2 separate regions of the Homo sapiens genome follow, and region 2 is linked to region 1. A link is an interaction called in ENCODE POLR2A ChIA-PET data of the cell type or tissue named here. Cell type or tissue: Panc1. All regions are shown on one strand. Each heading gives the region's core, and the rest is flanking DNA. Links, peaks and the distances in the headings are about the cores only. Region 1 overlaps TFB1M (transcription factor B1, mitochondrial). Region 2 overlaps TIAM2 (TIAM Rac1 associated GEF 2).

Region 1 (5,384 bases), core at 38-5,037:
CACCTATGAATGATTAGGGATAGTAACAGACAGTACAACACTAGCTTACAATTTTACAAATATATTAGTGTAATTTTGACCTTCAGGATGACTTCTATTTCTATATAGATTTAGCAATAAACTCACTCCTATCAATAAGTTTTTAAATTAGAGACTAAGGACATTATCATGAAATACAGAGAATTAATCAGGAGTCAACCATATGAAAGATAAGCTTAATTTAACTAAATCTTTATAGCCTAAATATATATACAAAGGATTCTATATATCATCAAGATCTTTAACTTAATATATGCGTAGATTTAGCCAAGTAGAAAGTCACCTGTCGATGCCAGTCTCCACTTGGCACTCCGAGATACTCCTCTGACCAGAGCATCCCTAATCTTAATATTTGTTGATCCATACCCCTTATCGACCTAATGAATTACCCTGGATGTTTAACAATAGCTACTTCCCAACCTATTTCCACGTACTAATCATTTGCTTTCTTTCCTTTTCCTTCTCTTTGTGAGCAAAAAGGGGAAAAAAAGCACTTTTTCCCTTGTAGTCTTTTTCTTCTTCATTCCACCTACTCTACCACCACACTCTCACAGTACTGAAGAGTTGGCACTTAATTCAAAAAACTTTATAGCTAAGTTATCTATAAATTCATATTGTGTTAAGTGCCCCATGCCCAACACAAAACTGATTCTTGAAGTCCTTAGTTAAATATTAAAAAAGTCTCTGAGCTTATAAATTTACTTAAAAGGCAGGAGTGAATGTATCAACGAGAAGAAACATCACTGCTAAGGTAGATTTCAAGGGAAGAAGTGACTCTCTTCCCACATTAAGTCAGAGCTCGGAGAACCTTGGCTTCAACTCAGTTGCCAAGATTCTAGAATGTGCCCAGCACTTTATAGGGATGGTGAACAGGCTCAAAGGGAACATTTGCCCTGAGCCTACCTTGGTCCTAATTCTCTAGGTCCATTAAAGCTGATTTTTTTTCTCCTAACACCTCTCCTTGCCCAACTCATACAACCAAGAGGGAGGATAAACAAGATGATCACAGAAGCCAGAGAGGAGACACTGGACCAAGAAACATGGCTTGTGGATTAGTCCACCTTTGTGTCAACACTGTACTGTGCGTCTGCCTCTTTACAGCACTTACAAACTGTATCTCAATTTCCCCTGCAAGGACATATGCTCCTTAAGGGCAGGACCCATTTCCTATCTACCTTTATAGCCCCTGTAGCTACAGCAATGCATGGTGAGTGTTTAATACATATTTAAGAAGTGCATGAATAAGTGAATGACCAAATGGCATTCAGGTCTCTGTAAAGCTGGAAACTTTCTCTTTTAGCCTGGGAGATGTTGGCTTCCCAAATTTGTAGGGTCTAGAAACTTGCAAAGATTTACTTCACAAGTCAATCAGGCAGATTTATACAAATAATCTTCCAGAAATAAATAGCTGAAACGCCTCTATTGGTAAGAGGCTAAACATACTTTTAAGTCTGGAAATCATCTAGTTTGATATGTTTAGCCATGGTAGTTTAGCAAAAATAATTGCATGCCTCTGATACTAATGTACTTATAGATTATTTTAAATTACCACTAGTTAGTAAAACTTGATCTGGTGAGTTCCAGGCAATAAATCTTGGAAAATATAACGATTTCAATATACTAAAAATTTAAAAAGAGACAGCTCTCTATGCGGCATGCTCTTAATGTATAAAACCACATATTTAATCACAGTACTTATCATCAATGGAAAACGCTAAAATTTTTTCTATAATTATGTTCACAAAGTTAAAACAAATTAGCACGCCAAAAACAAAGAGGCAGAACTAATAGCTTAAGTCTCATGATGTCAATATATAGAAAGTATTTAATAATTAGTAGTTAGGACTAAAACACAACAGAACAATGTAAATTTGGCTGTTTGACGTTAACTTAATTTGAAGTGTTAACTTTTCCCACCCTGACAGGTACAACTGTATATCTAAAAGCTAATATAATATAAATAAATTTACCTTCCTTTCCTGGGTTTTCTTTTTTGTTTTTGTTTTTTGTTTGTTTTTTGAGATGGAGTCTCGCTCTGTTGCCCAGGCTGGAGTGCAGTGGTGCAATCTTGGCTCACTGCAACCTCTGCTCCTGGGATTCAGGCAATTCTCTTGCCTCAGCTTCCCTAAGAGCTGGGATTACAGGTGTGCACTACCACACCTGGCTAATTTTTGTATTTTTAGTAGAGACGAGGTTTCACCATGTTGCCCAGGCTGGTCTCTAACACCTGACCTCAAGTGATCTGCCCGCCTTGGCCTCCCAAAGTGCTGGGATTACAGGTGTGAGCCACCATACCCAGCTCCTTTCCTAGGTTTAAAACTACATTTCTTTTGGATTCCCATTCACTTTTCAATCTCAGTCAATGACAAACCAAATCCTCCCCACACTTTAAAAGGTACACCTCCTTCTTGACAATTTGTAGCTTGATCTACTTTGCAACTCCCCACTGCAGAAGGAATGAACGCTCATGTTAACAGATTTATGTGAAGTCCTTAAAGCAATTATGGGGAAACAGTGCTAGACAGACTAAATTGATATTATGATTATAGACAGTACCCTTTTAAACACTTCAAATGATATTAGGCAATAACACATGAAGACCTTCTAGCCAACCAGTAGCAGAAATGTTTTCACTACCATAATGATACATGGGGTATGGTGGAGGGGGTGGGAAAATCACTATTATATGCATTCGAGAATAACAATGGAGCATTACACTTCAAAACCCTGGAGGTGTTTTCACAGAATGTGCTTAAAGGCACAGCCAATCACAAATGCAGGCACCAGATTACAGCCAAATGAGTATTTTTACAGACACTCTCAAACTCTTCTTTCATTTTTATTTTAGTGTTCAATTCTATATTCTTCCAAAATGAGATGTATGCCAGTTTAGAGTAAAAGGCATCATTACATAAGGCTATAAAAGAAGAAACCGAAAATCAAACCATGAAGAGGGGAAGCATATATGTAAAACACAAGAGCTAACAATCCTAACAATCATGACAGCTAGCTCTCGTGATTTACATAATGAAATATATAATTTTTGCTTTTCAATAGTAGTTGTACCAAGACTCCAAGAGATAATTTTTTTTTCCCTGGTATTATGCTTTGTAAAGGGTACATGAAACAATGTAATAAACAATGCCTTTAATACAAGTTAAAACACAAATGTAGAAGCATTCTTTCTGTGGCCATTTAAAAAAAAATCTCTTCTCTAACCAAAGTCTTAGTGAAAGCTCCTCTGCAGGGGGCAAGTAATTGTGGTTTGGCTAGGCAGCTTTTTGTTGATTTTACTGGATGAGGAAAGAATTTAGGCAATTCTTAGAACTTACACAAAATTATCGATTCCTTAAGAAGAAATACTACATTGAATACCCATTTTGCATATTTTATGTCACCTTCTCATGTAAGGGGTTCATGGCAGCCAACACTGTAGTTACGTTAATTATCTTCTTCCTGATTTGCCACATAGTAGGGCCCAAATGCTGTTGAAATAAATATTTGTAACAGGGCTGGGCAAAACTGTTAAGCAAACTGTATGAGAAGGAAAGAATCTATAGTATAAAATATAGTAGGTGAAAGATAAAATTTGTATTCTTATATATAACACATATAAAAGACTACTGCTATTTATTCATTAAAAAATTAAGATGTTACAGCAGACTTTTCAGACTTTTAGAGGGAAGGTTACAGCATGATGTCAAAATGTCAATTAGCTTGCTTTATTTTTTTTTAGTATGTAAAATAACTTGAATTGTATTAAAAATGTACGTTTTCAGACTTTCTCAGTATTTTAAATTTATGAACAGAGCAAAAACAAACAGAAATCACATAACCACTCGTATCTTAAATGATACTACAAATATCTAAAATTATTTTTATAGGAATTTTAAGTTTGTTGGATATTTCAATGTCATTATCAAATCTTTCACTCTCTTTTTTAAATTTGACATTAGATTTGTATTAGTCCGTTCTCATGCTGCTAATAAAGACATACCTGAGACTGGGTAATTTATAAAGGAGAGATGTTTAATTGACTCACAGTTCAGCATGGCTGGGGAGGCCTCAGGAAACTTACAGTCATGGTGGAAGGGGAAGTAAACACGTCCTTCTTCATATGGTGGCAGCAAGGAAAAGTGCCAAGCAAAAGGGAGAAATGCCCCTTATAAAACCATCAGATCTCGTGAGAGCTCACTGATGAGATTTGAGTAGGGACATAGCCAAACCATATCAGATTTTATTCTATTTGTTTGTTTTATTTTTAATTGACACATAATAATTGTGTGTTCTTACCACAAATAAATGATAAATGTTCGAGGTGGATATGCTAATTATCCTAATTTTATCATTATACATTGTACACAACGTACAGGTATGCCAACGACACAACCTTCTTCCTTAGGCCAATGTATAGGGATGCTATATGGCACAATCCTCTTCCTTAGGCCAAGAACACTAAACCAAATTTCACCCTTTTCTTGATGACCTAGGGTTACTGTTGTCTTTAGAATAATGGCCTCAATAGTTACGAAGGTGTTTTTGCTACCCTATTATTATTATTGTTTCTTCTGCGTTTATATTTGTCTTTTATAGCTTTCTGTTACTGTAACAACTGTTACTTCTTACAGTTGTCAGTGGGCCTGCTTCTACCACTGATCTCCGTACTTATACTTTGTATGGACTAAAAAGTCACTTTGGCTGTAAGCCACTTTTTGCTTACTTGTTGAGTTTTGTCTATGTTATGATTAACTATGGTAACATCAAGTAAGTTACATGTGTAAAGTAAATAGTTACGTCACAATAGCAAGGAAGGCAATCTTCCTTTTTAAAAAAATTGTTAGAGATTAAAGAATTTCAAAACTTCATTATCTCTAACTAAAAATAGCTCTTTCTGCCTGGACGCTGAAATTACCTCATATGTCTCTTAATAAGATGACTGGAAGGGGAATAATTAAAATAGCAACTATTACTGGCTACTGGGATTATGCCAGGCTCTTTACATCCATTTCTATCCATCTTTGCAATATCCACAGAAGAGAACTATTATTCCCATGCTGCAGATGAGAAAGTTGAAGCTAAAAAAGGTTTAACAGCAAGCTTAAGGTCACAAAGCTAGTAGGTGGCATATCTGAGATTTGGTCACTAGACTATTTGATGCTCAATCCCATGAACTTTCCACTATGCCAATGAAGTATGGAAATAACCAGTGTTTACCTATAAGAAAACCCAAAGGTTAGGAGGCCAAGGCAGGTGAATCACCTGAGTTCAGGAGTTCGAGACCAGCCTGGACAACATGATGAAACCCAGTCTCTATTAAAAATACAAAAAATTAGCTGGGCATGGTA
Region 2 (5,384 bases), core at 100-5,099, 56 kb before region 1:
TGAACTAAGGCCAGAAAGTTCTGGGGATGCTTTGGGCTTTATAAAGCTCTGGGTCTTAGGTTCCCCTCTTGGGAAGTGAGGGAGTTATTATAGCTGACTTTGCAGTCAACTGCTTCTAGTATTTTAGGACTCAAAATTCTTCAGAATAAAAGAGAAATCTTTTCTATCACTGAACTATATCCTGGTCTTGCCTTCAAATTATTATTATTATTATTTTGGAGATGGAGTCTCGCTCTGTCACCCAGGCTGGAGTGCAGTGGCATGATCTTGGCTCACTGCAACCTCCACCTCCTGAGTTCAAGAGATTCTCCTGCCTCAGCTTCCTGAGTAGCTGGGACTACAGGCACCCGCCACCACACCCAGCTATTTTTTTTTTTTCTTTTTTTTAGTAGAAACAGGGTTTCACCATGTTGGCTTGGCTGGTCTTGAACTCCTGACCTCAGGTGATCCACCCGCCTCTGCCTCCCAAAGTGCTGGGATTACAGGCATGAGACACCATGCCTGGCTTTGGCTTCAAATTATTAAACAAAATCTTTCGCTCATGGGTTTTGTAACTGCAGTCTACTCCCACTATACTGTCCTGCTGGAACCTCGTTTGCAAGACAGCCAAATATGGCTTAGAGTTTAGCCATTAGAGCTGCAGCTCTGTGGGAGTTTTTTATTGCCTTTGAATATGTGAGTTTGAGATTCTGTGAATCAGTCAACCCCAAAGTTGAAGGGCTCCCCAGAACTTGACCCTCCCAGCTCCATGCTGGACCTCTCACTGTGCTCCCTGAGGCAGAAGAGGCCAGGAGCTGGGGTGCACCTGACACCAGTGCCACCCAGACGCCCTTCCTCTGCAGGGAAGTGAGTGCCCCTGCTGCAGTGGCCTGAAGAAAGGGTGTTTCTGTCACCAAGACACTTACCTAAGCAGAGGGAATGATCGAGCTGTAAAGGTGTGGAATCCAGCTGTTGCCTGTATTGTGATATTAAACTCTTTGAATTAGGTGAGCAATAATCACTACTTTTGGGGTCAGGAATTTCAACAAAGGCTGGGTGTGGTGGCTCACGCCTGTAATGCTAGCACTTTGGGAGGCCAAGGCAGGAGGATCACCTGAGGTCAGGAGTTCGAGACCAGCCTGACCAACATGGTGAAACCCTGCCCCTACTAAAAATACAAAAATTAGCTGAGTGTGGTGGAGCACACCTGTAGTCCCAGCTATGTGGGAGGCTGAGGCAGGGGAATCTCTTGAACCCAGGAGGCAGAGGTTGCAGTGAGCTGAGATCATGCCACTGCACTCCAGCCTGGGTGACAGAGCAAGACTCCGTCTCAAAAAAAAAAAAAAAAAAAAAAAAAAAAAAAGAATTTCAACAAGGCATAAACTTCATTATCCTGATGGGAGCCTTGGGAGCTGCTGCCAGGTTGCTGCTACCCAAATCTCATGGGTATTTTGGAGACTAAAGCGTTGAAGACACTTTCTTCTATTTTCTTTCAGGATTTGAGCTGCCTCTTTGAATTATACTTGGAGCCACTTCAGAATGAGACCTTTCTTACCCAAGATGAGGTAAATAAAATCACCTTCCTTCTGTCCAGTGATCCACAGGTTAGTCTCTGTTTGCCTTTTAGCAGAACTCCTATGAGAGTATCTCTGTTGATCCCAAAAGAACATCCCAAGACTTAACGGTCTTCTGAGAGTCCCAGGCATAGCCTCCTCCTAAACCACTGCTGTGGCCTCGGCTGCATGACCCAGTGGCAGAGTGTTTACAAAGGCAGAGGGACGGTTATGGTCTTTTTGAGGTAGAAGAGAGTGTGATCAGAAATTCCTTTTCAATACATACCTTTGTAATGTGAAACCACATAATTAGTTCTACTGACTTACATTTTTCTTAATTTGAATTCTGAGAATTTTACATCCACTTAAAAATTTACTGTAGTAATAGAGAATTATGGGGGATGGAGCTGTGAAACTTTCTATGTATAAGCCATATCCCATAATGAATGTGCTGTCTTCTTAAAGGATTTACTTTCTGTCTGCTTTTCCGTGAAGAATTTCCTTGTGATTTATTTGTGGGCCTAAGAGTTAGCGTGGTGTCCTGAACTTCATGGCTAATCCCCTCATTTCAAATCCTGATCTTCACATAGATGGAGTCACTTTTTGGAAGTTTGCCAGAGATGCTTGAGTTTCAGAAGGTGTTTCTGGAGACCCTGGAGGATGGGATTTCAGCATCATCTGACTTTAACACCCTAGAAACCCCCTCACAGTTTAGAGTAAGTATCTCAGATTTAGGCTTAAAGTAAAAATACGTGGCTATGGTACGTATTTCTCTCATGAGAATTCTCTCATGAGAAAGAATTTCTTGTCCTGTGACTATTGACTATTTATTGTCCTGTGACTATTTCCTTGCACCGTTTTCCTCTGTCAGGTGGTAAAGGAAGGCTGTATATATTTTTTTTTCCTGGCGCAGGTGCTTTTGGTAGTCAGAAGTCCAGCAGCACCTCCCGCCTGGTTGTTGACCACGTACGTGCTCTTTTCTCAGCTGCTGTGAAGGATATCCAAGGTGGTTGCTTCTGAAACCAGAGCTCCTACCCTGTGCCCAATCCTTCTTCCCCGTGGTCATGTGGATCTGGGATTAAGAGAATAGGTTTCTAATTGCTGGGCTCAAGCCCTCTCTTCTATGAAGCACCAGTGCTCCATAGCATCCGTGTAAGCCGCAGTGTGGCAGGAAGCCCCTCCAAGGGGACCTGGAACCATACAGACAGCATCACTCTCCCCAAGCAATGCAGAGTCGGCTTTATTAGTGAACCTCTCTCAGATTGTTTATATCCCACCTTGTCAGCTGTATTTTTGTAGAACTTTCTTTGTTTCTTGTCCTTGGATTGCACACTGTCAGTAGGCTCTGCCGCTGGAAACTTTGCAGTCAAGCTAGATACCTGCCAGGGGAGCGCCTGGGCTGTTCCCCACCTCCTGTGTGGATGGAGCAGGTTTGAACTTCTCCAAGGCATTAGTGCTATGGAATCTGACAGAAGCCATGGGGCCGTCAAATGCCATAAGCCAGCACGCATTGATTAAACCATGTCTGATTTGACTTTCCCCTCTGCCCTTCTAGAAATTACTGTTTTCCCTTGGAGGCTCTTTCCTTTATTACGCGGACCACTTTAAACTGTACAGTGGATTCTGTGCTAACCATATCAAAGTACAGAAGGTTCTGGAGCGAGGTAAGTTGCTTATGCCTTTTATAGTTTTTTTTTTTTTTTGCATTTTTAACTGTTAGTAAAGGGTAAATCTGTATTTAACAAGTAGAGAGTAAGTACAATTTTGATGTATTAAGGTCCATCCTTGACCTTGACAGTGGCAAATATTAAAGGGAAAGGTTTCTGTTTCTGTCAGTTAATTAGTAGCTGGGAACAAGTATGCCTAAGAGCAGAGATGTTGCTTTGCCATGTGTCACTTTGCTGTCAGTTACATCTGGATTCTTTTCTTGCCAAATTCCTTTCTCTAAAAACTTGCAACCCCAAACCCTAGATGGGAGTAGAAAGAAATGCATGCTATGGTGTTTTTTTTTTTTTCCTTGTTAATCTTCTTAAGCCTGAGGAGCCACAACAGCCTACCACGAAACTCACAAGAAGTGTGTCAGCTGAAAGTAAAGTCTCTCTGGTGCAACTGGAAAGAGCTCACATTTCCCAAAGGTTGCTCTTCGGTGTTTCTCTCTGCGTGGGCCTGGAGGGCATCTGGAGGTTTATCCTGACGCCCTTAGTGCTCATTCATGTCCACGGATGCAGCTCTGCCATTGGATTTTAATCCAGAACGTCATGATATCCCAGAAGAAAAGCCCCACATTTAAAAAGTGGGGTCTTAGAGTGCTTCAAATGAGCAAGACCCAGCCCAAATCCATCTTCTCCAGTTGCTTTAGACAGTTGCTGAACTCTGTTGCCATTTCCTCCCACAAACACCCTCTTTTTAATTAAATTTAATTAATTAATTTTAAAAATGTAAAAATGTTCGTAGAAATGGGTCTCACTGTGTTGCCCAGGCTGGTCTCAAGCTCCTGGCCTCAAGTGATCCTCCTATCTAGGCCTCCCAAAGTGCTGGGATTATAGGCATGAGCCACCACGCCTGGCCCACAAGCACCTTTGTATTGACAGTCTGTAGTACAGTGAAAGCATACCAATGTACTTGTCAATACATATTGACAGTCAGTGCAGTACAGTGAAAGCATACCAATGGCTTGCTCCATTCCTCCTTTGTCATAAAGAAGAGGGGTCCTGTCACCACCTACTTGGCCTGGTAATCACATTCAAAATGGTATTGCATCTCCTAGAATGTTGTAGATTTTGATCTTACAACACAATCCCAAATAAGGGTGTATCTTCCTTCAGAGTAGCTGCATTCCAAGCAACTGGGCATCCAGTGCCAACTGGTGGAATCCAAGTAGCACTGGTGTATCCGCTGGTACCCAAACCAAATGCACCTGGATTCCTACACACACCCTTCATGGCACTCAGACAAAGGGGCAGTTTTCACTGCCAGAGAGGGTCCTACTGCCATGCCTGTTGGAAGGGAGCTGTGGCTCTAGGTATGCGAAAGGTGAATCTGCTTGGAGCTGTGGAGTGAAGGCTGTAGGCTGCAGGCTGTGGTGCCTGTCACCTTACTTTACAGGAGAAAAGACACTGCTTTCCAGATAACCCTTAAGTGTACAGAATACAAATAAGCAACAACTAGAGTGAGGCCAGTGGGAAAAACACTGGTTTATTTTCCTTTATGAAATTTTTGTGGGTATGGTGTAGGGTCTGGATAACATTGCTTAATGGCTTTTTTGATGTTGTTTTTTTTGAGATGGAGTCTCACTTTGTTGCCTAGGCTGGAGTGCAGTGGCGCGATCTTGGCTCACTGCACCCTCCACCTCAGGAGTTCAGGTGATTCTCCTCCCTCAGCCTCCTGAGTAGCTGGGATTAGAGGCGCCCACCACCACGCCCGGCGAATTTTTGTATTTTTAGTAGAGACGGGTTTCACCATGTTGGCCAGGCTGGTCTCGAACTCGTGACCTCAGGTGATCTGCCCGCCTCAGCCTCCCAAAGTGCTGGGATTACGGGCGTGAGCCACCGCACCTGGCCACGCTTCATGGCTTTTAATGAATTGTTTGAAACTCACTTTTTAGGCCACCTATAACAATATTTCTCATGGGTATGCATGAAATGTGTCTTTAAAGTCAGACATTCCTGCATTTTGAGTCAGTGTTAGTCTTTGGGGCGCAGCCTGCATTCCATCCTCGGAAGCTCCCAGCACTCCAGGGCTCTGTCAGGGCTGTGAGGCGGAATCCCACGCTGACAGCTGGGTGCCTGACCCACTGATGTGTTGGGGTTTTCATTAAAGAATGGCATTAGGAGGACTATAGAAATAGATGAT

Evidence for each region. Peaks named below come from ENCODE experiments on the same cell type or tissue, not always from the same donor. Only the 100,000 strongest peaks of a DNase experiment are listed, where the experiment ranks them.
Region 2: POLR2A ChIA-PET joins it to region 1 with 7 read pairs; 6 of 35 experiments call an interaction of 5 or more read pairs at or near these places.

Annotation. Positions count from the first base shown.
Region 1 is chr6:155,298,765-155,304,148 of GRCh38, forward strand. The region is part of intron 2 of TFB1M (transcription factor B1, mitochondrial); the gene reads right to left. Among named protein-coding and RNA genes, the nearest start is that of TFB1M, 13 kb to the right of the region's middle. In Panc1, for the core only: no CTCF peak of the experiment used is centred there; no DNase peak of the experiment used is centred there.
Region 2 is chr6:155,242,536-155,247,919 of GRCh38, forward strand. It overlaps TIAM2 (TIAM Rac1 associated GEF 2), which reads left to right. Exons shown (of 27, transcript NM_012454.4): 17 at 1,476-1,544; 18 at 2,123-2,248; 19 at 3,088-3,196. It also overlaps a transcript of TFB1M not described here. Among named protein-coding and RNA genes, the nearest start is that of CLDN20, 19 kb to the right of the region's middle. RefSeq lists an enhancer at 4,800-5,384. In Panc1, for the core only: no CTCF peak of the experiment used is centred there; no DNase peak of the experiment used is centred there; H3K27ac peaks cover 4,329 bases.